Regions from separate parts of the Homo sapiens genome. Here regions 1, 2, 3, 5, 6 and 7 are each linked to region 4. Evidence: chromatin loops called from intact Hi-C (ENCODE). Cell type or tissue: IMR-90. All regions are shown on one strand.

Region 1 (4,000 bases), 150 kb after region 4:
CTAAGCTGTACCTTAGCCCCTTTTAGCCACAGCTGGAGCTGGAGCTGAAGCAGCTGGGATTCAGGGCATCAATTCCCAAGGCTGTACACAGAAGGCGGGTCCTGGACCCAGCCCAGGAAACCATTTTTCCCACTTAGGCTTCTGGGCCTATGATAGGAGGGGCTGCCTTGAAGATCTCTGACATGCCCTGGAGACATTGTCACCATTGTCCTGGAAATTAGCATTTGGCTCCTCATTACTTACACAGATTTCTGCTGCCAGCTTGAATTTCTCCCCAGAAAATGGGTTTTCCTTTTCTACTGCATCATCAGGCTGCAAATTTTTCAAACTTTTATGCTCTGCTTCCTCTTGAACGCTTTGCTGTTTAGAAATTTCTTCTGCCAGATACCCTAAATCATCTCTCTTAAGTTCAAAGTTCCACAGATCTCTAGAGCAGGGATAAATGCTACCAGTCTCTTTGCATAGCAAGAGTGACCTTTACTCCAGTTCCCAACAACTTCCTCATCTCCATCTGAAACCACCTTAGCCTGGACTTTATTGTCGAATCACTATCAGCATTTTGGTCAAAGCTATTCAGTAAGTCTCTAGCAAGTTCCAAACTTCCCCACATCTTCCTGTCTTCTGAGCCCTCCAAGTCTCTAGGAAGTTCTAAACTTTCCCACATTTTCCTGTCTTCTTCTGAGTCCTCTAAACTGTTCCAACCTCTGCCTGTTACCCAGTTCCAAAGTCGCTTCCACATTTTCAAGTATTTTTACAGCAGTACCCCACTACCCAGTACCAACTTACTGTATTAGTCTATTCTCATGCTGCTAATAAAGACATACCCAAGACTGGGTAATTTATAAAGGAAAGAGGTTTAATTGACTTACAGTTCCACATGGCTGGGGAAGTCTCACAATCATGGCAGAAGGCAAAGGAGAAGCAAAAGCATGTCTTACAAGGTGGCAGGCAAGAGCTATGCTATTTTTTTTATCACGAAGAATTTTAATATTTTTCTTTTTTTTTCAACAGAGATGGCAGATGGCTATGTTGCCCAGGCTGGTCTTGAACTCCTGGGTTCAAGCAATCCTCTGCCTCAGCCTCCCAAAGTGTTAGGATTACAGACGTGAGCCACTGCATCTGGCCACAGTAATTTTTTAAAAGATATTTAAAGGGTATTTTAAGAGCCCCCAGCTAAATTGGGGTTTCAGTACCAGAGCAGCTAGCAACTCTGCCCTAATGGGATGTCAGTGTTTATAGTATGCCTTCGTGGGATGCTTCTTTTACCTGGCAGATGACCTAATGCCTAGTTGTCTGACCTGCAACCAGGGAGTCCTTCACATGGGAAACTTGTTTATACCGGCAAGGCTCCCTCGTGGCTCTTACCTGAGCTGTGTCCATTTTATGCCTGCCTGACTCTCTCTCTGACCCTGGGAGCCTGACCTTGTGTTCAGCCCAGAGCCTTGAGGAAACTGGCCAGGGACAGCCCCTGGTTCTTCAGATGGAAGGCAACCATTCACTCCACCACCACAATAGGAAATAAGGTCAAGGATTTGTATGTGCTCATCCTGGGAAGGTAGGGTATAATAAGTCGGGAGGGCAGTCCTTGGTCCCCAGTGTCCTGTGAGACAGGAATAAAAAGGCAGAGAGAGGGAAGCACAGAACAACAAGCAATGTATGTAAGGGAATAATAGGGTGAGGATAGCCTTAAGTTTGCATGCAAATGCCTGAATGGTCTTTTTAAGGAAGCAGCAGTAAAACAAGGAGCCCAGCCTTCTAGGCAGGAGAGATGCCTCTAAGTTCTTGTCTCTGGCCACCCGCTTAAGCCATTTGGATGTAGTGGAGAACTGGAAGCTGTGTCAAGGGTGACCGAGCCCTGCTTCTGGCATAAGAAGGGTAAATATATTCAAAATGGATGCTGAGGCAACATAAAATTATAAGAATTCACTACAGACAGCTTGGGTGGCTTTTTTCATCACATTCATGGGGAATCAGAACAGCCAATTCACAAAGAATGAATGATGAAGCAATTGAGTAGAGAGAAATATGAAGCCTGAGAACAGGGCTGCCCTGGTTTCTCCTATCCCTCAAGATCTGGACTCTGCCCCCATGAGGCTCAAATGCATTCCCAGCCTTAGATTTCTACACTCTTATTAAATTCCCTCTTTGCAATTCAGCAGTTTGAGTGGGTTTCTGTTACAGCCCCAAAGAGTCCTAAGATTCTCTGCCTTAGCTTCTTAAGGGCATGGTGTGTAGGATAATTCTCCATTTGTGTTCACAGGACCCTCCTAGTCTAGTATCCAATATTTAGCTGGCCACACAGGATCATGTGTTTTAAAAAGAAAGACAGAAAAATAGATTCAAACCAAGACAGGCAAAAAAACTTTTTGACCTAAGTAAAAACAGACCTAATGGAAGAATTTCTTCCGTCTCTCATAATAATTTAAATCAGGTTGCTTGGTAACCATCTTCCTTAAAATGGTACATTTGTTTTTTAAAAAAATAGTGTTTTTATAAGAAGCTGCGGATTTCCAAGCCAGGTTTTATAACCTCATGCAGGCCCATATGTCTTTTTTCCAGGCCAAATTCCAACTGGTTTGCAAAGGGATATGCATGCTGAAAAGCAAGACCGAACATCGAGGGTCAGGTCAAGAGAGGAGGAAGGGTTTCGGTGTAACAGTAATATCAAAAGGGTGCCCTAAAATGAAAAAAAAAAAAGACCTCAGTTCTTCTGCTGTATATTTACTCTCTTAGAAAGAACCATTGGATAACACTGGCAAAGGCTATCATGCCAATGACTACATGGTGTGGTGTTCCCATTAAGTCACAAGAAGCGGTATCCAAGGAAGGTAGAGAGGAACTCAATCATTTGGATTTAATATAAAACTCTAAAGCCCTGAACAAAATGCAACCTAGGAGGTGGAATTATTTAAAAACTCTCTTCGGCCAGGCGCAGTGGCTCACGCCTGTAATCCCAGCACTTTGGGAGGCCGAGGCGGGCGGATCACGAGGTCAGGAGATTGAGACCACCCTGGCTAACACGGTGAAACCCCGTCTCTACTAAAAATACAAACAATTAGCCGGGCCTGGTGGTGGGCACCTGTAGTCCCAGCTACTCAGGAGGCTGAGGCAGGAGAATGGCATGAACCCGGGAGGCAGAGCTTGCAGTGAGCCAAGATTGCACTACTGCACTCCAGCCTGGGCGACAGAGCGAGACTCCGTCCCAAAAAAAAAAAAAAAAAAAAAAAAAAAACTCTTTTCATTTAATGCAATTTGTGTATCCAATCTCTATTATATATCATAATAATCATTATTACTTAATACTATATTATTACTACATTGATGTGGTACTTGTTAGTTTTTACTGACCATCTCCAAGAACAAGAATGCCTTGAATCAAAGGATGAAACAGTATAATGGTTTGTTTTAAAAAAAAACAAAACTATATCCACACCAATTTTTTGTTGCCCTTGGGGAAAAAAGTATATCTCCTTGCATTGTTTCTGGGTTACGGTGTCTTTCTCTGCTTGCTGTAGGATACAGGTAGATACTAGAAGGGAAAACACTCCATCTCAAACATTCTAAGTCAAGGAAGTCAAAAAGTCAAGTAGGTAGTGCTCAATTGAAGTAATTAGCAGAATAGTGTGTCTAATGTCGAAGTGCCAGCAGGTAACTAAAGCCACATCTTGATTATTGCATGGTTTCAATGCACTCCTAATATAATATTCTACTACAACTAAAGACCCCCTGGCATTTTCTAAGTCAGCTTCCCCCTTAGATTCTTGTTCAGTCATTTTCCCTGGGGTTAAGATGGCTGGACAATATCTCGTTGGAAAGAAATATGAATTTCAATAAGACTGTAAAGGAACATGTTTGAGGGGCTCAGCTGTGCTTGAGTTTTCAGTTAATAATTTAGAACACTCCTTTCTGCTTGAAATCTCCCTAATTGAATGACAAGAATGAACTTGTCATAGGAGCTGACAGGCATCATTCTGAGTCACCCACCCCTGATCCCAGTGTC
Region 2 (4,000 bases), 500 kb after region 4:
AATAGCCCCAGTTCCCCTAACTTTGACTACAGGGCAGTCCAGTTTGGGTGCCGCTTCCGTTGCACTCACATGTCCTACATATCTGTTGACTACTCACAAGTGCAAATGCTTATTCTCAACTCAACATTAACATTTTTTCTGGCAACCCAGGTTCACTGGTTCTCTTCCACAGAGCGGCCCTGAGCAGCTGAGCCTGCAAGCCACGCAAGCATCTGTTTCTTCTTTTGCCAAGTACAGGAGGATGTTTGCTCTCTCTGTAGAGAGCTTTCTGAGGTCTCTGGGTGTACCCAGAGATTTAATAGAAATTCTTAACGTTAAGTCACATTCCAGGAAGGAAGGAAGAGTTGTTCGTTCAAATAAGAAAGATAAATGTTCGGCACTGTAGGCCCTGTTTACCCCATCTGAGGCCCTGAATTCATATATTACAAGACGGAAGGATTTTGCACAGTTTTTTATGTAGCAAGATTTTGCTCACCACTGAAAAATGTCAGTGTAAATGTGACCGCTTTAAAGATGAGTCAAGTAATTCTTGGAACAGGGAAAAAAATGAATTTGCCAGGTCAGGAGTTCACCTGCCTTTGTCAGAGTTGAACCCAACCACTCTTGACCTCGACTCACTCCCTTAGGGTTAAGAAAGCCCAAACACATTCCTGAGCACAGAGCAAACACTCCCATGTCACTGAAAAGAAACAAAAGAATGCTAAAAAGTGCTCAGACCTGATCACATTTTTTCCAATATTTTTTCCTTTTTTTTTTTTTTTTTGAGACAGGGTCTTGCTCTATCACCTAGGCTGGAGTGCATGTTTTTGAGACAGGGTCTTGCTCTATCACCTAGGCTGGAGTGCATGATCATGGCTCACTATAGCCTTGAACTCCTGGGCTCAAGCCATCCTCAGCCTCCCAAGTTGCGAGGACTACAGGTGTGCACCACAACGTCCCAGCTACTTTTTAAATTTTTAGTAGAAACGAGGTCTCACTATGGTGCCCAGACTGGTCTCGAACTCCGGAGCTCAAGTGATCTTCCTGCTTTGGCCTCCCAAAGTGTTAGAATTACAGGCATGAGCCACCTCGCCTGGCTGGTTTTTGCCTTTCTTATAGACCCTGGGCATGTAAGCATTTATTAGTTTGCATTTTTGAAACAGTAATTTCAATATTTTAGTGCCAATGTCAGGCCGCTTAAACACTGTATTACATATCTTCATCTGTCTGGTGGAACTATTGGTGTGATCCTAGAGAACTGAGTCCTATTCTGCCATTCATTTAAAGTGTTTTAAACTCTAATCTCTCTACTTAATGCACAGTAGTCAGATTATTCTCTTAAACATTTGCCTAGTAGAGGTTAAAATAGTTTAATCCTTATGAAGATGGAATAACTTCAAACTCACATTGTGGCACTTAGATCTTCCACCAAGACTTCATCCGTGAAATCCACACCTCCCTGTTGGGTTCCCAATTACATTCCAAATTTACATTTCTTTTGAGAATCTCTGCATACTCCAGCTCTGTCCTGTTGATCCTATTCTAGAAGTGCTTAATGCAGCAAGACACAGAAAGTTAAACGCAAATTGCTGCAAAATTCACCCTCAGTGGAGGACTAGAAACACAACATGTCCAATTTAAAGCTCAGTTCACAAGCAGTTCAATTCTGCTGGCATCAGAAAAGGAGATTCTAATTAAACATTCTTAGGGAAGGACATCAAATGAGGTTAATGGGAAACGTTACCAGATTAAAAGCAGTTTTTTGACAAAGTAACAGATTTGGAAATTCTGACTCTCTGAAAGCCTTGATTTGAACCTCAAACTTGATTTCACCATGAGAAGTGGGGATCAAGGGCCTGCGCAGTTCTTTTCCTAAATCGATTCGGTGCTCCCCACCCCGACGCAGGCACAGGTCCGCAACCAGATAGGGAGATGCCTGAATTTCAGGCTACCTTTGACAAAGCTTTCTTCCTCCCTCCCTCCCTTTGCACGCTGCATCCCACGCTGCCTGCTTAAAGCGCCCTCATGTGTCTACAGATGGTAAAACGTTTATTTCTCAACAGACATTCCAGTGATAGCATCCAATGACCTATGTAACGGCACCCTTTTTTGCTGTACGCGTTTTTTGAGATGGAGTCTCGCTCTGTCGCCCAGGCTGGAGTGCAGTGGCGCGGTCTCGGCTCACTGCAAGCTCCGCCTCCCGGGTTCACGCCATTCTCCTGCCTCAGCCTCCCGAGTAGCTGGGACTACAGGCACCCGCCACCACACCTGGCTAATTTTTTGTATTTTTAGTAGATACAGGGTTTCACCGTGTTAGCCAGGATGGTTTTGATCTCCTGACCTCGTGATCCACCCCCCTCGGCCTCCCAAAGTGCTGGGATTACAGGGGTGAGCCACTGCGCCCGGCCCCAGTCACTTGTTCTTAAGTTTCTTAAGCAAACTATAAAATAGCAAAAGACCAAAAAAAAAGGAAAAAAAGCAGTTCGCCTAATACATTGTTCCAGCATTTCCTTGAAAGTACTGAGCCATCTCAATTGCTCTGATTTTGTGAGAAAATTATGAAGAGTTGCAAAGTCCCAGTGATTCTCTTGTTACTTAGCTAAGAATTTGAAATGTAATTTAAATACTATTCTTTACAATCCATTATAAGGATTTTAAAATCTTTTTGCTTCTTTAATAAATTCTAACAAAGTTTTGTGTTTATTCTTAGTTTCAAAGAACCAGGTCCCCAGTCCTGGGAGGCTGCTCAGCTGGCCAAGCCAGTGTTTAATCTCATTATAGCAGCCCTGCAGGCAAAGGCACTCTGGTCTGAATCTAGTCTATCTGAGAAATACACAATGCTGCTCTCATCATTCAAGGTTCTTACACATTAATGATTAATTATCAGAAGTCCCTTTGTCTGAGAACTCTGTTTTTTCCCACAGCTCAGAGGAGCTTCTGGGGCTGCCACTAAGTTCCAGTTTCATAGGAAGAATTGCCACAAACAACTTTTGCAGAATAATGAGTATATTCCAAAGCAAATTTGTCTGAGAAATTATGTAGACTTCTGGCAAAAAAAAAAAAAAAAAAAAAAAAATGGTTCAGAAGCATGACTGTGACAATGGCCAAAGAACTTCTACAGAAAATAGCAGTGTAAAAAGTGCTCCCTGTCAAAAAAAAAAAAAAGTATCCTTTTTTTTTTCTTTTTTTTTTTTTTGTGTGTGTGTGTGTGAGATAGGATTTTATTCTGTAACCCAGGCTGGAGTGCAGTGGTGCAATCACAGCTCACTGCAGCCTCCAGCTCCTGGGCTCAAGCGATTCTCCAGCCTCAGCCTCCCAAGTAGCCGGGACTAGAGATGCATACCACCGCACCTGACTAATTTTTGTATTTTCAGTAGAGATGGGGTTTCGCCATGGTGTCCAGGCTGGTCTTGAACTGCTGAGCTCAGGCAATCTGCCCACCTTGGCCTCCCAAAGTGCTGGGATTACAGGCTTGAACCACCACGCCCAGCTGTCCTGTTTTTAACTTCAGATACTTAGATTTGAATTTGATTTAATTGTTCCTAGTCCTTTGAAAGAACCCACCTTCTGTAAATTACCATCATTGTGTAACAAGTCAGCCAATAACATCATTACTCCTCTGCCAACACCTGACGTATAGTAGGCACTTGATGAACACTGATTGAAAGAGAGAGAAGATATGAATAGGTGACCAACTCCAATATCTCCAGAAAATTCTGGAGTCTAAATGACTTGTGCAAAGTAACCCAGTAAAACAATCCTAGAGAAAATAGGAGGAGAGAGCAGAGCAGCTGAAGTAACCCACCCTCAAAGCCACCTGTCTGGATTCAAGCGCTAGCTCCACCACCTCCTGTCTGTGTAAACCAGGGTACATTTCTCAACATCTCCTTACCTTGGTTTTCTCCATGGGTGAATGGGGCAGGTAACTGGAGCTACTTCACAGAGTTGTTACGAGGATTGAATAGTTAATATTTGCAAAGCATTTGGAATAATGCCTGGCACTTTATATAGATTCCAGGCA
Region 3 (4,000 bases), 600 kb after region 4:
GGTGAAATGGAATAAACGATTCTTTAAGCACATGTATTATGCTAAGGGATATAATGGGGAGTAATTTTGACTAGAGGAATCTTCAAACGCATCCTTAAATAGGTAGCATTTTAGGCCCTAAAGGATAAGTAAGATTTTTACCTGTAGTATTTACTTTTTATTTTTTTCCCAGTTATTAAAATAGTACTCATTGCAAAAAAATCAAAAGTAGAGAGTCAGAAAAAGGGAGGGGGAAAAAATCACCTGGGAGAACTTTAGTCCATTTACCATGTGCATGCAGACCCAAATCTATGGAATTTTAAATATATATTTCTTTTGCCATTAGAAATTTTGTAATATTAAACATTCCTATACCAATTAAAAATTTTTACTGGGAGCCTATTATTTCAATATATGTGTGTAGATCCCTAAGGTTTTGGCGGGTAAGTCAATTCCAGGTAAAAGCACACTGAAGCAAAAGAATTACAAAGGTTTAGAGTTGCAGGATTTGTTAGAAGACTGGTGAGACATTTTTTATCTTTGTGCTCCTCATGGTGCCTTACACAGAGTGAGTGATCAATGGCATATATGTTGAATGAACTGTAATTTGTGTGCTTCCATGAAAAGAGTTGAACTAGGATGAACTTTGGGAGCCATATGTGATTTCAGAATGAAAAAGTTATAGGCTACTTTGACAGTTTGTTTCAAATGTTAGTCTCTTTCCTCTCAAAATTGAATCAAGATTTAAAATTTGCTGTGGTGATTTGCAGACCACTATATAGCTCATATCTATTTGTATCTCTATATACTTTTTAAAATATTTGTGAAAAATAATATTCTTTTTCAGGTGATAGACCATTACAGGACTTGTCAAATACCAGTTTTGTTTCAAATAACACTGCTGAATCTGAAAATAAGTCAGAAGATCTATCTTCAGAACGGACAAGCAGAAGAAGAAGGTGTACTCCTTTCTATTTTAAAGAGCCAAGCCTCAGAGAGTAAGTATTTCAAATGATTTTAGTATGCCATTATAAAATATATCCTTAAAAAAATTTCTGCCTGAATTAGTATTTGAGCACTTCTGATAATTCAATAAAATGTATATTATTGATATGTAACAACCACAGTATGATTTGGGTAAGAGTTGAAGAAATATGTCCTTTGGACAGGCTATTTTTGGGGGGTTGGAGAATTGTCTGGATTTAAATTGATTTGCTTTTGGTTAGTTCCCAGTTCTACTACTGTCATATTTTAAATTGTAGCCTGATACTTATAATTTTTAAAATTTGTGGCCTGTGATTTGCAAGCCATTTTTGTTACCCCATTTGTTTATTTCCTACCTTGTTCCCTAGAAGTCAAAGTGGTTTATGTGTCCTTTACTCTCAAAGAATAACAGTCCTTTCTCTTTATTTTTGTAAATTTCAAACATACCCCAACAAAGAGAATAGTGCCCTCCTCCAATTTATCCATTCCTCAGGTTCAACAGTTATAACACTTTGTCGAATTTGCTTCATGTATCCTTTTTGTTGTATTTTAGAGTCTCAAATATTGAGTCATTTAATTCTTAAAACACTTCGATATATCTCTCTCTAAAAAGTAAGAACTTAAAGTTCTTAGCAAAACTAGACAACAATGATCACATCTAACAAAAAAGAATGATTCTCATGGGTATTTTAAAGCAATAACCAGCAGATGGCAGTAATATAAGGCAGGGTAAAAGAAAATTAAAAGTGAAATTAAGGACCAAGGGGCCTTTTTTTTTTCTTTTTTCTTTTTTTTTTAAACAGCTATTGAGAGATATAATTCACACAATTTAAACTGTACAATTTAGACCAGATGTGGTGGCTCACACCTGTAATCCCAGCACTGTGGGAGGCTGAGGCAGGTGGATTGCATGAGGCCAGGAGTTCAAGACCAGCCTGGCCAACATGGTGAAACCCCATCTCTACTAAAAATGCAAAAAGTAGCTGGGCATGGTGGCGTGCGCCTGTAGTCCCAGCTGCTCGGGAGGCTGAGGCAGGAGAATCACCTTGAATTCGGAGGCAGATGTTGCAGTGAGCTGAGATTATACCACTGCACTCCAACCTGGGTGACAGCGTGAAACTGTCTCAAAAAAGAAAAAAAAAGTATGCAATATTCTGGTTTTTAGTATATTCATCAATATGTGCAACCATTACCAGAGTCAATTTTAGAACATTTCTTTACTTAAAAAGAAACCCTGTACCCTTTAGTTATCACTTTCCTATCCTCCCAATTCTAGGCAACCACTAATCAACTTCTTGTCTCTCTAGATTTCCCTGTTCTAGACATTTCATATGAATGGAATAATAGAATATGTGGTCTTTGCAACTGGCTTCTTTCACCCAGCATGTTTTAAAGTTTCTTTCATATCATAGCATGTATCAGTATTTCAATTCATTTTTATGACTGGATAATATTCCATTGTGTAGATGTACCACATTTTGTTCATCCATTTGTTCTTTGATGGACAATTGGGTTGTTTTCATCTTTTGGCTATTATGAATATGCTACTATGAACATTCTTTTGCAAGGTTTTGTGTGTAAAGTATTGTTTTTTTTTTTTTCTTGGATATATCCCTAGGAGTGGAATTGCTGAGTCTGTTTAATTGTTTGAGGAACTGCCAAGCTGTTTCCAAAACTGCTGTACCATTTTACATGCTTACCAACGATGATGATTTTTAAAAATTTCTCTTTATCTTTACCAACACTTGTTTTTCTATGACTGATTCTAGCCGTCCTAGTGGGTATGAAGTGATATTGCATGGTGGTTTTGATTTGCAATCCCCTGATAACTAATGATGTTGAGCGTCTTTTCATGTGCTTACTGGCCATCTGTGTATCTTCCTGGAGAAATGCCTGTTGAGATCCTTTGCCCATTTTTCAGTTGGGTCATTTGCCTTTTAATGAGTTGTAAGTTAAACTTTATTTTGAACTAATTTTAGACTTATGGTAAAGTTGTAAAAATAATACAAAGGTTTCCCCTATGGTCCTCTCCCAGCATTCCTTAATTTTAATGTCTTATGTGCCCACAGTAAAATTATCAAAACTAAAGAATTAGCATTGGTACAATACTATTACCAAACTATAGACTTTCACTAACATCACTTTCTGTTTCAGAATTCTATCTGGAGTCCCACATTGCATTTAGTTGTTGTTTCTCCTAAGCATCCTCCAACCTATGACAGTTTTCAGTCTTTTTTTTTTTTTTCTGCCTTGGACACCTTTGAAGACTACTGGTCAGTTTATTTTGTAGAATATCTCTCAGTTTGGGTTTTCTGATATTTTCTCATGATTGCAATGCAGTTGTGCTTTTTTGGCAAATATTTCACAGAAATTATATGTCCTTCTTGCCTCATTTCAAGGCTTCATCATGTCAGTGTGTTTCATTACTAGTCATGTTAGCCTTGATTCCTTGGTTAAGGTGGTGTCTGTTGGGTTTTTTAACTGTGAAGTCACAATCTTTTCCTCTATTGTTAATGAACATGGGAGGGAGATACTTTGAGTCTATATATTCCATTTCTCAAACTTTCACCCACTAATTTTAGCATCCATTGGTGGATCTTGCCTGCAACAGTACTACTGTGGGTACTACTAGTAGTGATTTTTGATTTCTCCCTTTCCTTCTACATTAATTGGAATTCATCTGTAAGGAAGAGTTGTCTTTTCTATAGATATAGATATAGATATAGATATAGATATATATCGTGGGTATCTCTTTTGTTCTATAGATGAAAGTCCAATGCCATCAATATTTATCTTGTTGCTCAAGTTATTCCAACTTTGACCACTAAGAGTTCCTTCAGGTTGGCTTCCGTGTCCTTTTGACATGACTTCATACTATTTGGAGCACTTTCTTACTTTCTGACACACAGGATGTTCCAGTATGTCATAGTGGCTTAATCCTAGTGGCTTAAGTAGCAATCTGGATGCAGCTTAATTAGGTGCTCTGCTTAGGGTCTGACAAAGCTGCACTAAAGGTGTCGTCCAGGCTGGTTCTCAT
Region 4 (4,000 bases):
CTATCAGTTTATTGGACATTCTATCAAAATTTACTTGCTTAGTAAATTGCAACTCTGGCTCACTTTTATGTGAGATGTAGTCATGGTTATCCTGTGACTATTATTCTACTCTCTCACTAGTAATACCTTAGATGAGATGTAGGCAAAGAATCCTGTGGTACTTTTTACCTTCATGTAAAGAAATTCACCAAGACCAGTGCAAGAATTAGATGGTGATTTCCTTTTATGACTCATCCCCTAGCTTCTGACTTTTTAAGTGCAGAGTGGCTATGGACAAAGTTCATGGGTTTAAGAGAACACCCTGCCTGCCCTTCCCACCACCCCCATCCTGGCATTACTGGTTTTCAAAATGTGCATTGCAGTCTTACATCTGACTCAGGGCAGCTGAAATGCTTCAACAGTGCAAAATGAAACTGCTCTGTCTCCTTTCTTATGATACCACATCTGAATAATCCCCTATACTGCAGAGAAAAGAAAGACATAATGTGGTTTTATCTCAAACCAGAAGTAAGCAAATCAATAATTGACCATATTAACTAACTCAGTGCTGGGAAAGAGACTTCTTGTTATTACTCCTTAAAGCAAAACAGAAACAAAAAGTAAACAACTTTAAAACCAATGTAAAATTATACCACATTTAAAAAATCACATATTTTAGTTATAGTCAATTACTTTGAGACATTTTTTTTTCCTGAGGGAATACACCAAGAAGTAGCCTCGTCCAAAGGAAGCCATTCTTTGGGGCCTTATTGGAATTTTATTTGACTCTCTCCCTCCCTCCCACTACTCTAATTTCCTATTCTTTCTGTTCCTCAGTCATATCAAAGTTGCCCTTCCCCTGACACTTTTGCAGGAACTGCTCCCTCTGCCAGCTGTGCTCTTTGCTCAGATCTTCAATGGCTGATCACTTTCTGACAGTCAGGTTATAGTTTAAATGCCACCTCCTCTAAGAAGGCTTTCCTGACCATTCCATCCAAAGCAACCACATCCATTACTCTCTCCTGCCACCCTGTTTTATTTTACTACAGCATTTATTATCATCTAATAGTTCATTTTTTATTTTTTATTGTCTGCACCTTCTCCTCAATTAGAGTTTCAATTTAGCACCTCCTTATGTCTGGCAAAATAGTCTCTACTTCACTGGTGTTCAGTTTTGGGCAGGCTTTCTCTGTCTTGGATTACTGACATTTGGGACCACACAAACCTTCACTGTGGGGAGGCTATGCTGTGCATTCTAGGATGTTTTACAATATCTCTGGCCTCTATTCATTAGATGCATTTTTGGTGGTGACAACCAAAATGTCTCCAGATACTGTCAAAGTTCCCTAGGAGACAAAATTGCATGTGGTTGAGAGGTACTGGTTTAGGCTGTTAGCTGCTGTGTAGCTGCTATGGTTGTCAGGAGACAACATTGTCTTAGAGTAGTAATAGCTATCATTTGTTGAATGCCTACAGGTATTGAGCACTGTTCTACAGGCTTAACATTTAGTATTTACTATTTAATAAAGTAATAGTAACTTTAGTAAAATAATAGTAAACATTTAGTCTTTACTATTATCCTCATTTTACAGATTGGGAAACTGAGGCACATGATTACTTGCTTAAGTTCACACCGTTAGTAAGTGGGGAAGTCCGGAATTCAAACCAGGCTCCAGAACTCTATGCTAACAGGAGTGGGCAGTGCTGTGGGATTCTCACTGCCGTGTCCCTGGTGGCAGAGACTGGACAGCAAATGGGCTCCCTACCCACTCAAACCCACACAGTTGTTTGCTCAGAGTGACCATGGGCAAGTGACGACTTTCCTCTCTGAGCCTCAGTTACCTCTGTAAATAGTAGTAACAATAATAATAAATTCCATGTAGAGTTGCTTTAGGAACTCAGTGCAATAGCCTAAGCGAAAATAGCAGGTTTCTGGCACATAGTAAGTTCTGAATTCATTTCCTCTCTCCTTCCTTTCCTCTTGGCTCCAAGCTCCAAGCACTGAAAGCAGATCCTAAAGACCTTGGTCAGACAGCGCATTGGGAAATCTAACCTTTCAGCAATCTGCGGAGCCGCCCTGCTGTTGACCAGAAGCAGGGGAAGCAGCCCCCTTAGCAATAGCCTGCCGGGTTAGCAATCTTGTTCTCCTGTGCTAATAACCAACAGCACAAGTCATCAGCACTTTCCCGTTAAGCCAAAAGGGGCTTTTAAATCTATGCTGATTAGATGCCCCTGGGCCTCGCTGACAAGTAGTCTTCCTTTCTCCATTTCTTGATGTGAGTCAGTGAATTAATTGCCTGACCTATTGTTTTCTAACACGGCAAATTAAATGAATTTTCGGGTGAATAGCCCAAGCCTTTTGGCCTGCAGGGGGCGTCCTTTGCAAACATAAATCTGTTGGTGCTCAGGCTAGCTGGTAGAGCCCCATCAAAAATTGGATGCCTTTGAAAAGTTTGCTTAGAGCAGGGGTTCTAAATTTGGTGCGCACAAATCTCCATGGATAAAATTCTGTGAACTTGGATGGGAAAAACGCTATATGTTTATTTTCACTAAGCTCCAACTGAAATTTAGCATTTTCTTCAATTATGAATATAGGCAACAAATTACAGATATTTACAGATTCCACTACGGTTGTTGCAGATATCTTGAAATACCATTTACATCTCATGACTTCAAAATTACAGTAGCTATAGGACTACTGCTGGATCTTGTCATTTAATGTATTAATAAAAAAGCACATACAGAATTATATCACAAATTTGTTTTTGTTGTTGATATTTTAATAACTGTCTTTTGATATCATTGGTTTGCCTTGTAATCTTATGTATTTAGTTTTATTAAGTTTAAGACATTATTTTGAGAAGGAGCCCATGGATTTCCCCAGACTGGCAAAAGGGCTCATGGTACCAAAAAAAAAAAAAAAATTAACACCTGGCTGAGAGGCCAATAGGACTGGAGAAAAGAAGTCAGTCTTAAAGGGAATCTTTGTGCTCAATAATTTTAGTCATGACTCAATTCTTGCCCTTCCATCTTTTCCAGTGACATAAACATGTCCCACACTTATATTAAAACTATTAACCCCTCGTAGACTTTGGCTTAGACAAAGACTTCACAACCAAGAGCCCAAAAGCAAATGTAACAAAAACAAAGATAAGTGGAACTTAATTAAGCAAAAAGCCTTCCGCACAGCAAAATAAATAATCAGCAGAGTTCACAGACAACCCACAGAGTGGGAGAAAATACTCACAATCTATATATCTGACAAAGGACTAGTATCCAGAATCTACAAATAATTCAAACAAATCAGCAAGTAAAAAGCCAAACAATCCCATCAAAAAGTGGGATAAAGACATAAATAGACAATTCTCAAAAGAAGATACACAAATGGCTGGCAAGCATATGGAAAAATGCTCAACATCACTAATTATCAGGGAAATGTAAATTGAAACTACAATGTGATACCACTTTACTTCTGCAAGAATGGCCATAATTAAAAAATAATAGATGTTAGCATGGATGTGGTGAAAAGGGAACAGTTTTACACTGTTGGTGGGATTGTAAACTAGTACAACCACCATGGAAAACAGTGTGGAGATTCTGTGAAGAACTAAAAGTGGATCTACCGTTTAATTCAGCAATCCCACTACTAGGTATCTACCCAGAGGAAAATAAGTCATTATATAAAAAGATACTTGCACACACGTTTACAGCAGTACAATTTGCAATTGCAAAATATGGAACCAGCCCAAGTGCCCATCAATCAACGAGTACATAAAGACACTCTGGTATATACCAGAGTGTCTTTATGTACTCGTTGATATATATATATGTACATATATATATATATACACACACACATATATATCAACGAGTAAATATCAACACATATATATATGATGGAATACTACTCAGCCATAAAAAGGAATGAAATAATGGCATTTGCAGCAACCTGGATGGAACTGGAGACTAATATTCTAAGTGAAGTAACTCAGGAATGGAAAACCAAACATCGTTATGTTCT
Region 5 (4,000 bases), 97 kb after region 4:
TGTTGAATTTTCTCCAATGAACACATATGACATTTGTAATAGGAAGCCTGCTCCCCCCTCCCACCAATAAATTTTATAAAGAGACAATCACACCAGTTTCTTAACTGATTGAAAATGCAGGGCTATTATTTTTTAAAAGTCAACATTAAACTATGATAATATTATTGCCTAATATTTTGTATATTGCTTTATAAAATACAAATTATGTTCACATGCATTTCTCATTGAGTCTTTCCAATCTCTGTGGATTAGAAAGGTACATATAATGAGGTATTATTATCACCCCTTTTGTTTGTCAAATGAAGATGAAAGAATCAATTCACTCTCCGCTCTCATAAAATCATGAAAAAAACTAGCTTGACTTCAAGCTTCCTAGGGACTGGGGCTGCATCTGAAATGCCCTTGCAGCTACATCTCCAGCCCATAGCACAGAACTTACCACATAGTAGGTGCTAAACAAAATCTGAAAGAATGAAATCTAGTGCCTTACTCTTGGTCATGTCTTCTACCCATTGACCTCTAACTCTGGCCAGCTGAAATGTAATCTTTTTATTTGTACTCTCCAGTTAGGACTTTAAAAAGTTTGTTTTCTTAGACACCACCCTTAAAAGGGATTACACACAAAAATGGAGGAGTTGCAGAGAGGCATTTTAGCATTTGTGTGTGTGTGTAGTAAAATATACATAATAAAATTAACTATACTGTACAATTCAAGGGCACTTAGTAAATTCACAATGTTATGCAACCATCACCATGATCTAATTCTAGAACATATGCATCACCCCCGAAAGGAAACCCATGCCCATTAAGCAGTCACTTCCCAACTCCCCATCCCCTCAGTCTCTGGCAACCACTATACTGCTTTCTGTCTCTATGGATTTGCCTCTTCCAGATAGTTCACATAAATAGACTCACACAATATGTGGCTTTTTGTGTCTGGCTTCTTTAACTTAGCATAATACTTTTGCGGTTCATCTGTGCTGTGACATATTTCAGTATTTCTTTTATTTTCATGGCCGAATAAAGTCCATTGGGTGGATATTCCACCGAATCATTTTCTAAGGGGAGAAACAGGTCCTAGTATGAAGAGAGGTTTGCCCAAGGAAGAGGAAGTTCACTCAAGCTTGCCTTCACTTGGACCTTCCAACTCAAGAAGTTTGTTTCAGGAAGATACTGAGGAGTTATTCTCCATGTCTGTGGAGAACAAAATGAAAGGAAATCCATGGAGGGCAGAAGAGATTCTTGACTGAGCATAAGGGAGAAGTTCCTGATGATCTGGGCAGTTAAACCAAGAAACCCAATTGGGACCGCCGACCTTGAGAAAGAGAAGGGTCATCCCTTCATTCCAGATCAGTATTTGTGGGGCATTTACCACCTAGAAGCATAGGACTAGGCCAGGTGACACTTCAAAATCATTCTCACGCTGTAATTCTAGGATCATGGGAAGGAAAACTTAAAGGATTGAAAAGTAAATCACAGAGAGTTTGTGAAGATAGAAAACTGACCACTTAGGTAACTGCATAAATAGCTTAAAATTACATAAATTGGCTATAATGTTGGAAAGGGGCATGTGACATTCTAACAGAAAAACAAATTAGCTAATGGAATAAAACAGCAATTGATGGCATTGATTATAATTTGTAGTGCAAAGAAAAAGGTCAACTCATCTCCTGAATTTTATTTGGGTTAATGATAATTATGTTTAGGTAAAAAGAAATGAAAATCCTAATTGCAAGATAATGTCAGCTCTTTAGAGAACATTTTGTGCCCAACCTAAAAGAGATAGATAGAGAAAGAGAAGAAAGCACAATTATTATTTCCTTCATTTCAAACCCAAGTTAATATAAATTATCTGGAAGGAAAAATTATCTGTGCAGATGTAAAATATTATAAATTCTCAAATAATTAGACTTAGATATCTTAAGAAAAACACTCACCAGTGCTTTCAAACCAGTTTTAAGTCCTAATCCTTGTATGCTTAAATAAACATTGCACACACAGATGCAGTGTGTGAAGCAGGCTCTGCTTTAAGAGGGGAAAGATTACATTTCTGTGTTTACCCAAGAGCTGACTAAAACACATTCCATTTGGCTGGGACACACAGAAATTAGTTTGAGAAACTGGAAAGGGAACTTTATGTGTTTTAACATAACAGACTGAACGTGGTGTATATTTTACAGATATCATGAGAAGTTTCTCTCCTCCACCTTTTACTGAGCCATCAAAGAGGCAATTGTGTGAACGAAATAACACAGTAACATGTCACATTCCATTTACATCGATTTATCAAATCCAGGAAGAAGCCTTCGCACTTTCCGGACTAGTGATCAGCACTAGGCCAGTATGAAAAGCTGAGAAATGGAGAGTTTTCAAGGAAAATACACATTAAAAATAAGTACCAAAAAATCATTTTTTTTTTGCACATACTTTTACTTTTATTGACTTAGGTTTTGAAAAGTTAGTCTAGGGTAGCAACATGACTTTTGGGGGCCTTAGGCACCTTTACTTTGATGGATCCCATTCTTCATTTAAAAAATATTAAAAATTATATTCTATGACTGCATTGGTATAGAGATGAATATAATCCAGGGTGGTTTTATTCTTATATATTCACTATTATTCAATTCAATAGTTTCTCCTGATTTTCAAAGAAATGAAAATAAAACCATTTTCATGGGCCCCTAGAAATGTTGTGGGCTATAAATCTGTGTCTGCTGTGCCTGATGGATACATCAGCCCTGAGTCAGCCAGTACGCAAATAGCCCATATGGTGAGCAGAGGTCTGGACTAGGCCCAGGGGCAATGCAAAGAAGTGTAAGATGTAACATAAAATGCAGCTGAATTGAGGAAACTTACATTCAGAGAGGGATAAGGAGCTAAAGATTGATACGAGACACTGGAAATTACGGGGTAGATGGGAAGGATAGACAGGGGTGAAGGTGAAGGGTGAAAAAGATGAAGGTGGCAGATTATGTAGGAGGTTATTGCTGTATCCAAATTAAAGTTTTAAGGACTTGAGTGAGCTTGACGACAGTGAAAATGGTTAATTAAGAAAGAAAAAGACTTGAGAGAAAGGACATAAAGAACAAGGAAGGGGAAGAAGTCACCAACGATGCTGTGGTATTAGATGGCATCTTATGCCTCAATTCTTAAAGGTTTTATGTCACATTATTATGATTTTCTTACATGCTGGCCTTCAATATTTCATTTAAAATGTTCTCTCTTTATTTCCTGTTCCCACAAAAAGACATAGCCAGACTTATAAGTATAATTAAAATGTGACTTCAATTGAGCTATGTGACCATGTTTCCATCTTGTTCTTAGCAGCCATCTCATTCCCTCCCTACCCCCACCCCCAATACTCTGCATTTGTCAAAATCAGAAGTGCATTTTAAAAGAAGATTGGTTCAAATTCATGTATCTGGCCTTTTAAAACTGTGTCAGCCTGGTCAAAATGTCCTTGCCACCCAACACATTCTGGGCCGTTCCCTAGTAACAGATACTGAAGAGATGACCCATTTGAGTGGAAATTGAAATCAGCATTTCGATACTATTTTTGGTTTGGTTTCAAAGCCATGTGCTCCTTCCTCTACAACTGGCACCAAGCACAGTGGTAGCTTGTAGTACTTTGGAATAACTTTCCAAATATTTTTAGTGTTTTCTCTCTGAAAATATGAATGTTCCAAAAAAGGGAGACGAGTGGAAAACCCAGACCCAGGAGATGCTCAGAGATGCATTCAATATGACCAATTATTTAGGGACCAATTCCCCAGACCCTGTTTTAGAAAATTCATCTATGATAAAGATGGCACATGCATCAAAGAGCCTATAGCCACCGGAGAAGAGAAGCAAGCAAACCAGATGATGACAACATGATGCAGTATGTATTCCTGTGGAGCAATATATATGCTTGGGATGCAACAGAAACACAGAGGGAGTTTGCCTAATCGCTGAAAGGACTGAAAGATGAAAATGACCCAGAAAGGTTTATAAGAAGAGG
Region 6 (4,000 bases), 180 kb after region 4:
TAATTTAATTACGAGGAATCAGTGATACAGGTGATAGAGGGGCTGTAGCCAAACAGGATGGTGAGGCATCCCAGAAAATAGCAACAGGAAGAAATTAGCAATCCTAGAACTCCAGGACAGTAGGAGGAGGGAGTGTTGCTGGAATTCAGGAAAGGGGCCCTGGCGAAGCCAGAACCGCAGTGGGGCCTGTCTGATGGAACTGGAGCCACAGAGGAGATGCAGTCTCCACAAAGGATGCTGCCCTGGGCTGGCAGAAAATGAGAGAGAGAACCCCCTCATTTCTCTGTACCCACCTCAGACCCTTCCTACACACAAACACACACACACACACACACACACACACACACACACACACACAGAGCAGAGAATGGATTTGGGGGAAGACAGACAGGGCCTTCCCAGAGGGTCTACTAAATAGCTAGTGGTAGATGAGACAGACTAGCTTTGTGCCTTCGTTGAGCTTACAGTCTAATAGATTGACCAGGTGAAGCTTAACAGCCCTGTAAGACATTGGGTTCCCTGGGGGCCTTTGCTCTCTAGAGAAGTGATATGTGCCCCCCTCATTCCCCACACATTGGTATGTTGAAATCTAATCCAATGTGATGGTATTTGGAGGTAGGGCCTTTGGGAAGTGATTAGGCCATGAGGGTGGAACCCTCCTGAAAGGGATGAATGCCCTTATAAGAAGAGGCCAGGGAGCTAGTTCTCCTTCTTTCTGCCACATGGGGATACAAGATGTTGGCAGTCTGCAATCCAGAAGGCCTGCACCAGTGATCATGCTAGCACCCTGATCTTGGACTTCCACTTTCCAGAACTGCGAGAATTAAGTTTGTGTTGTTGATAAGCCATCCAGTCTATGGTATTTTGTTGTAGTAGCCCTAAAAAACTAAGACAAGAAGTATTTAAGTAAGCCGATCATGTCACTTCATAGATACACATATGAAAAGTAATCTGTGGAGGCAGCTGGGCTTCAAAATGATTGAAATTATACTTACAATACAGGACATTCTTGCTTGTCTGTTTAGGAGGAAAGTTATAGAAAGAAACATTTTTTTCTTTTGCCCAAATAATCATACTTGGCATGAAATTAATGTTTTGAAATGGAAAAGCTCCAAAAGTGGCAGTGGTTATCTTTTGAATTTATGAATATTGTTACTATCATGTAAGTTACATTAAAATTAATATGAGCCAAGGGTACATGTTGAGGAGAAAGGAATGGATCCCTCACTGAGCTTTTGTTGGGGACTACGGTTGTGCTGAGAAATGGAATTTTAGGTATGATGCATAATCAAGTGTGAACAGTGTAGCAGAGTGGGGCCTACAATAAAAACACGTGTCTGTCTTTACAGCTAGTGCTCTGCTCCACTCGACATCCTAGAATTAAGCACTTAAATCGGGTATCTTTAAGTTCTTGCCAGAAAAACCCCGAATTTCTCTTGTAAGGCTGATTTTTGGAAGGGAGAATGGGTGGGTGGCAGAATTAGAGAACTGTTCCTTTGAATGTTGTTCATATGGAATGCATTTGAATGAAATTGACATTTGGGGGAAAAGATTCTGAGGATATGAGATAACAGCAGAACTGTTTGCTGGCTATAGTCATATGGTAATGATATCAGCTTCGCCTGGGAGAAATGACAGCATAAAATCCAGCTGATATGCCAAGACAAAATGACATGAAATTGCATGTATTTGTCTAGACTATTATGGTAATAGCATTAGAGGGATAGGTTTCTGTTTCTTGGAAAGCAAATAATTTGAAGGCATACTTCATGCCCAGTATATCGTTGTAGCAATAAACAAGTGTCAGGAAACGTCTTTCTTCAGGATTAGATGTCACTGAGTAGCTTATTTAGGGTGATGGTATATTTTCCTCACAATTCTCAAATCTTAAGTGGACCATCTATACATCTTACTTTTGGGTCATCAACGGTGTTTATCTTTGTGGAAATAATGAAGTAGCTCCTATTAGTAAAAGAACACTATATTCTTCTGACAAAATTGAGTCAGTGCTAGTCTGCACGCACAGGTGTGCTTCACATGCTAAAATAAACGTGTTCCTGAAAGGTTACGTATAAATTGAGTCATTTTCCTATTGGCTTATATTATCTTGTCAAAGATGTTATGTCTTCCTTCCAGGTTGAACTTTAATTCACTTCTCACACTTTAACTTTCAGTTTCTCTTTACTCCTGAAATCTTTCCAAAGGGTTTTCATATTAATCTTGGTGATCTTAAAAACACAAAAATAGCCAGGAAACTTCACAACTTGGAGCATCCTTTTATTCAGACAAATATTGCTCTTTTTTTTTTTTTTGGATGGAGGGTGTTCCTATAAATAATAAACACATTTGGTTTTTATTGGAGAAAGTAAATTGAGTGAACGGGGAGTGAATGTGCCGTATTCTCTGTGCTGGCTGTGGCTGAGTCATTGGGGACTCCCATTGGATCCTAAGAGAACAAGATGATGTCACAGGCATTTCTCAATCACCATCACTTTGGAACAAGCTGCTACTTCAAGGTGCTAGGAAAAGGTCAATATTCTGATACTTTTAGTATTCTCCTTCTTGTCTTTCTGGTAAAATGATGAGGGACTACTATATGGTACACATATATGTAAAAAGTCTTAGAGTCACTGTTATCACATTTTGTATGATCAAGCACTGAAAGTGCTTATCTGAAACCAGATGTTCAGTTCTCAGTAGTCAAGAGTCACATTAATTTCTCTTTTCCCTCTTATGCCATTGTTTAGTAGTCTATCATGTAATAGACGTCAGATTGTGGTCATACAAATCTGTATTTGAATTTCATCTCTGACATCTACCAACCATATGACACATCTGTGCCTCAATTTTCTTCCTTTAAAATGGACTTATCAAGCACTATCTTGTATGGCTGTAGCAAAGATTAGTAATAATATATGTAAATTACATAGCACAATGCATGCATATAATTAATACTCAACAAATGACAGTTGTCATCATTGTCTTCTTCCTCATCATCATCGAAGTTATTTATTGATACCTCTTCATTACCACTAGATTTAGAGACCTATAAATTCAGGACTTAGCATAATGCCAGACATACTAGGCACCGAATAATTATTTATTAAAATAATTCATACATAAAATTTGGCATATGCACTATGCATCTGTGAACTCCAGATTCCTCAAGCCCTGCCAGCCTATGGATACAAAATAATCAAGATTTACTGACTTTTACACACCTGTTCATACAGCTCTCTAGTCTCCTAAAATATGCTTATTGAACATTTCTGTGTGTCTCCAGGGTTATCTCATATGTGCATAGAAAGAAGCTTCATTTTGCAGGGTTCCTCCTCCATTGTCATCAGCCAATGTACCAAAGCCCTGAAGGTACCAAGCTCCACAGCAGTTGATGCAGAGTGGTGTTGGGGTGCCTCTCTCCATTAAGTATTGTTTCCATTAGAAGGGCTCCTAGGTAGGTGGATCACGAGGTCAGGAGTTCAAGACCAGCCTGGCCAAGATGGTGAAACCCCATCTCTACTAAAAATACAAAACATTAGCTGGGCATGGTGGCATGCACCTGTAATCCCAGCTACTCCGAAGGCTGGGGAAGAGAACTGCTTAAACCTGGAGGGGCGGAGGTTGCAGTGAGCCAAGATCGTGCCACTGCCCTCCAGCCTGGGCGACAGAGTGAGACTCCATCTCAAAAAAAAAAAAAAAAAAAAAAAAAAAAGAAGGGCTCCAAAGTAGTGCTGCTTGGGAATCAATGTTACTGGCACCAGCATGAGGCACTGGGTGTACGCTCAGGAAGGAGTAGAGAGACAGCACCATGCCATATTCGAAATCAGCTCCCTTCTCTGGCTGAGGCTCTGTGCATCAGGTCTAGAGCCTGGTTTCTTCCTCTGTAGGATGAATTACTTTCAGGAAGCAGCTCAGCTCCTCTTGAAAATAGGTACTGCTCAGGACTGCCCTGGTGGCTCATGAGACATGCTAGGACACTTCTGAACTCCTGTAATTGGAC
Region 7 (4,000 bases), 380 kb after region 4:
CACAGCTGCTTTACAGATGGTGAGACTGGGAGTCAGAGAACTTGATACATTTGAGTTGCGGAAAGCAGGACTAGAAGTTCTGAATTGAGTTCTCCTTCCATTCCGTATTCCACTGTGTATACAAATATGTTTATGCAGACACATACATCTATGTCTTTTTAAACAGTGAAGCAAACACATTTGCAGGTAATTAGAAGACAGAATATAATTCAGACAATTTCAGACTGTCTCTGACTTCAGTATTATGCTATTTTATAAGATCCTTACACCTGGAAGGTGAAAATTAGATGACTGAGTCTTATTTCATAAGGAAATAAAGAAGGTTGTTTCCTTATTTCCAAGTCTTTAGAGATTAAGATTATCGTGTGTACCTGTAAAACACACTTAAAACCTGAATGTTAAGATTTTACAACTTGACTGAGAAATATCTATGTAATGGTTGACTAAATAATTAACGGAATTCATGAATTATATTCCTGTTTACAAGTCAAAGCCCAACACTAATAGTACATTTACACCTGTGGTTTTGAATTTCTTATTTGAATTACAAGTCAGTCCACGGTAAATGGGTATTATGTGTATCTATCTATAAAGTGTATTGGAATTTCAGACCAGAAAGTCAGGCTCATTATTCATATGAAAACCTTTCTGATCAAGGCCTAAATAACACAGTTCTGAAACTGAAAATGATAAACATGCATAAAAGCACATTATACAGGTCTGTTTATAGTAATAATAATGATGGCACTAAACAGATTTGTCTCACTGGCAATGAACATACAATGGGGACATCATAAGAGATGAACTAGTGCCATTTTCTGAGACAGAAAATTCTCACATTTTACATAAAGCCAGAAGTAAAAAAATGGTTCCAAGAAAAAAACATGTGTTAAGAATTATAAGTGTTTAGCTTAGAAGGAGGGAAAAAAATGGGTTATCACAAACATTGCTTTTTTTTCTCCCAAAATATAGAAACATTTTCCATTCTCTGACTACATGATGTCATGCTCTGGATCAAAGACATAGTGGAGGAAATGGAATTATGCAAATGAGCAATATAACTTATCAACTAGATTCAATAGGAAATAAAAATCTGAGGATGGCTTGGTAAATGACTAATAACGCTTTAGGGATCATGGATGTCAGCCTATTTTGTATAACAGAATACTCTAGATTGTGTAGTTTGTGAACAGAAGTTTATTTGGCTCATGGTTCTGGAGGCTAGGAAGTATGGCATTGGTGTCTGGTGAAGGGAGGGCCTTTGTGCTGCCTTCATCTCATGGCTGGCAAGAGAGCAAGAGGGGGCTCACCTTGCTTTTACAACAAAGCCACTCTCCAGATAACTAACCCACTCCTGCAATAAGGACATTAATCATTTATGAGGGCAGAGCCATCATGACCTAATCACTCCCCCCAGCACTGCTGCATTGGGGATTAAGTTTCCAACACATGAACTTTAAGGGATACATTCAAACCATAGCAATGGAATTGTTACTTTCAAGGATCTAGATAAACTGTGTTTATTAAAATTGTGTGAAGTTGTTACTGAATATTTTCTTGAGAACTATAATGTCATCATCCAACATTCTTCACAGATGTTGAATTCTGTTCATTCCACCTCTGTTTGGGGCCAGATTTTTTTGGACATGTGTTTTCCCTTCTAAACTGCTTCTGTAGGATCGGTTACTACATTCCTGAAAGTCCTTTCATTGTCAGTGTCTGTAGAATTATGCTTTAGGCTCTGCTGGAGCCCTTAGCATTGCTGGCTAAGTGAGGCCACTGAGAAATAATGCCAAGCCCATAGTGTCATTAAAAGCCTTCCTCCCTTACATTGGCAGAAGTTTGGAGGCTCTAACTTTCAGCTCAGCCTGTCACTTTCTTTGGAGACAGGTAGGTGGTTACAAAGACCATTGATTTCTGCCTTTTGAAAAATGTAGAGAGGGGGAAAAGTAACTATACAACTTATCTGATTTTTTAAAAATCAGATGCCTCTTTTCTTAGATTATGGTTTTGAAAAGCCAACCCAGACCAAATTACTTTTTCCATACTCCAGCACAACTTGGCTAAATTTTAAAGCACAGGTTGTTTTTTATGTAACAAGAATAGGGAAACTTTACTCCCATTTCACATGAAATGACAAGTACATTGACTTGGTTTAGATCAATCTGCATTCAAGTAGACTATCATAATGTTTCTCATGAAGTAGCACTGGGTTTTAAAGTCTTCGTAGTTAATTTTTGAGCATCAGTATATGTACGCGAGCAATACATGTCTCAAAGTGCATTGGAGACGTGATCTTTGAGAGATATCAAAGATGTCATCAAATCATCAGTTTGAATTTATAACTGAAGGCACCCAAGCACACATAGCCTGGGAGAGACTTGCTTAACCACTGAGACAAGGAAACTGGCCTGATGTTAAGCAGCTACTGTTCTGTCACTTGCCAAACATTCCTGTTACAGAGTCATGTTCTGAAATTTTCGTGAACCAACTAGACGAACAAACTGTGTGGTCTGGATAAAATAATATCTGCCTAAAAGGAAAGAAGTGAAGTTAGCCAGAAAGCCAGATGGCAGATTATTTTCTGCATAACTCTATTTGGAAAGTGAGCTTTATGTAATTTTTGGTCATTTCTTACCATCTTAGGAGACCATTTTCAGAATAAGCCATTGAGGGATCTAGCACACAGGTTTCAAAAGATGAACTGTACAAATGCAGGCACATCATATAACCTGTTCACAGAATTAGCACTAGTTGATGAAAATGCTTGGACTTCTTTTTCTTCCAGCATTTTCATGACCTACACCGCTATTCCATGTCTTTTAGTATTCATTTGGCTAAATTATCTTAGAGCTAAATTCTATGGCTAGAAATACAGTGGAGTTCACATACAGGAAAAACCTGGCTGCAAAGGTACGTGAATTTAATATTGGTCTTCATCTTGTGGTTGACCAGATTGCTCTGCTCACTCACATGCAGAAAATCAGGAGTTATTCACTACATACACACAAAGGTGATATTTCCTTTTTTTTTTTTAAGGCAGAGTGCCATTTCTAAATTGCATCTTCAAGCAAATGTAGTAATATCTTGGGCTCTTGAAAATTTGGTCCATCTTCCATGTTTAAGAGTTTTTTAGCTGGATGCAGTGGGCCATACCTGTAATCCCAGCACTTTGGGAGGTCAAGGCAGGAGGATCACTTGAGGCCAGGAGTTTGAGACCAGGCAACATAGTGAGATCCCATCTCTATCTAAAAACAAAATTTAAAATTAGCCAGGCGTGGCAGTGCACACCTGTGGTCCTAGCTACTCGAGAGGCTGAAGGGGAGGATCCCTTGAGCCCAGGAGTTCAAAGTTGCAGTGAGCCATGATTATACCACTGCACTCCAGCCTGGACAACATGACAGAGTGAGACCCTGACTCTTAAAAAAAAAAATACACACACACACAAATTTTCTTTGAGGTTAGAGGCTGAGCCCCAAGCTTTTAAATAGGAGTAAGGAAATATCAACTCACACTGTTGTTACTTACTCTAGCAAATCAGGATAAAAAACTTCAAGAAATCAATTAGGGTTGTTTAGTTTTTAAATGGTGGAATCATTTCTAGGAGTATTTGGTTTCTTCTCTTTCTTCCTCCATATTTTACTGAGGCTTGATCATATTCTTTCTAATTGATGTTCAGTTTCATACTTTCTTCATTATTACCACCTTTATCACTCTAATCAAACTCTGATAGTCTCACTACAGACTCTTCTGAGCTGCTCTAACCAAATCCAGTTTTTTTTCCATCCAGCTTGCACCCTAACCTCAGAATAATCTTCACAAAACATAGATATCATGATGATGTTTGTATCTTTAAAATGTTGAATGGTTCCATATTTCATTCTACAGCAAATCAAATCCAGATTTCTCTACCTTTATTTCATTGTTCAAGGTAACCTGCCACTTTGACTCTTCTCTGTCTTCCAATGACTAACATTATTTCCTGTTACTCTGCAATATA

What was found. Peaks named below come from ENCODE experiments on the same cell type or tissue, not always from the same donor. Only the 100,000 strongest peaks of a DNase experiment are listed, where the experiment ranks them.
Region 1: it touches region 4 in a loop (5-fold over the local background); 4 of 110 quality-filtered maps call a loop at or near these places.
Region 2: a loop joins it to region 4, with 5 times the contacts of the local background. A loop is called at or near these places in 107 of 110 quality-filtered maps.
Region 3: a loop joins it to region 4, with 3 times the contacts of the local background. A loop is called at or near these places in 12 of 110 quality-filtered maps.
Region 5: it touches region 4 in a loop (4-fold over the local background); 4 of 110 quality-filtered maps call a loop at or near these places.
Region 6: it touches region 4 in a loop (2.5-fold over the local background); 5 of 110 quality-filtered maps call a loop at or near these places.
Region 7: it touches region 4 in a loop (4-fold over the local background); 3 of 110 quality-filtered maps call a loop at or near these places.

What each region holds. Positions count from the first base shown.
Region 1 is chr2:200,125,984-200,129,983 of GRCh38, forward strand. All of the region lies in intron 1 of LOC124906112 (a long non-coding RNA gene), which reads right to left. Among named protein-coding and RNA genes, the nearest start is that of MAIP1, 170 kb to the left of the region's middle. In IMR-90, a CTCF peak has its summit at 2,093; a DNase peak (open chromatin) is centred at 2,038; H3K27ac peaks cover 337 bases.
Region 2 is chr2:200,479,593-200,483,592 of GRCh38, forward strand. It overlaps SPATS2L (spermatogenesis associated serine rich 2 like), which reads left to right. Exons shown (of 13, transcript NM_001100423.2): 13 at 1-2,672. Among named protein-coding and RNA genes, the nearest start is that of KCTD18, 28 kb to the right of the region's middle. In IMR-90, a CTCF peak has its summit at 2,001; DNase peaks (open chromatin) are centred at 469 and 1,999; H3K27ac peaks cover 1,454 bases.
Region 3 is chr2:200,574,485-200,578,484 of GRCh38, forward strand. SGO2 (shugoshin 2) reads left to right here. Exons shown (of 9, transcript NM_152524.6): 8 at 827-977. Among named protein-coding and RNA genes, the nearest start is that of AOX1, 9.5 kb to the right of the region's middle. In IMR-90, a CTCF peak has its summit at 1,657 (motif pointing right); no DNase peak of the experiment used is centred here.
Region 4 is chr2:199,977,882-199,981,881 of GRCh38, forward strand. All of the region lies in intron 2 of LOC124906112 (a long non-coding RNA gene), which reads right to left. Among named protein-coding and RNA genes, the nearest start is that of MAIP1, 24 kb to the left of the region's middle. RefSeq lists an enhancer at 1,981-2,511 and a silencer at 2,277-2,336. In IMR-90, a CTCF peak has its summit at 2,343 (motif pointing right); DNase peaks (open chromatin) are centred at 320 and 2,350; H3K27ac peaks cover 272 bases.
Region 5 is chr2:200,075,277-200,079,276 of GRCh38, forward strand. All of the region lies in intron 1 of LOC124906112 (a long non-coding RNA gene), which reads right to left. Among named protein-coding and RNA genes, the nearest start is that of MAIP1, 120 kb to the left of the region's middle. In IMR-90, no CTCF peak of the experiment used is centred here; DNase peaks (open chromatin) are centred at 2,045 and 2,765; H3K27ac peaks cover 1,125 bases.
Region 6 is chr2:200,154,223-200,158,222 of GRCh38, forward strand. The region is part of intron 1 of LOC124906112 (a long non-coding RNA gene); the gene reads right to left. Among named protein-coding and RNA genes, the nearest start is that of SPATS2L, 150 kb to the right of the region's middle. RefSeq lists an enhancer at 3,390-4,000. In IMR-90, no CTCF peak of the experiment used is centred here; a DNase peak (open chromatin) is centred at 2,449; H3K4me3 peaks cover 631 bases.
Region 7 is chr2:200,355,572-200,359,571 of GRCh38, forward strand. The region is part of intron 2 of SPATS2L (spermatogenesis associated serine rich 2 like); the gene reads left to right. Among named protein-coding and RNA genes, the nearest start is that of SPATS2L, 51 kb to the left of the region's middle. In IMR-90, no CTCF peak of the experiment used is centred here; a DNase peak (open chromatin) is centred at 1,660; H3K27ac peaks cover 496 bases.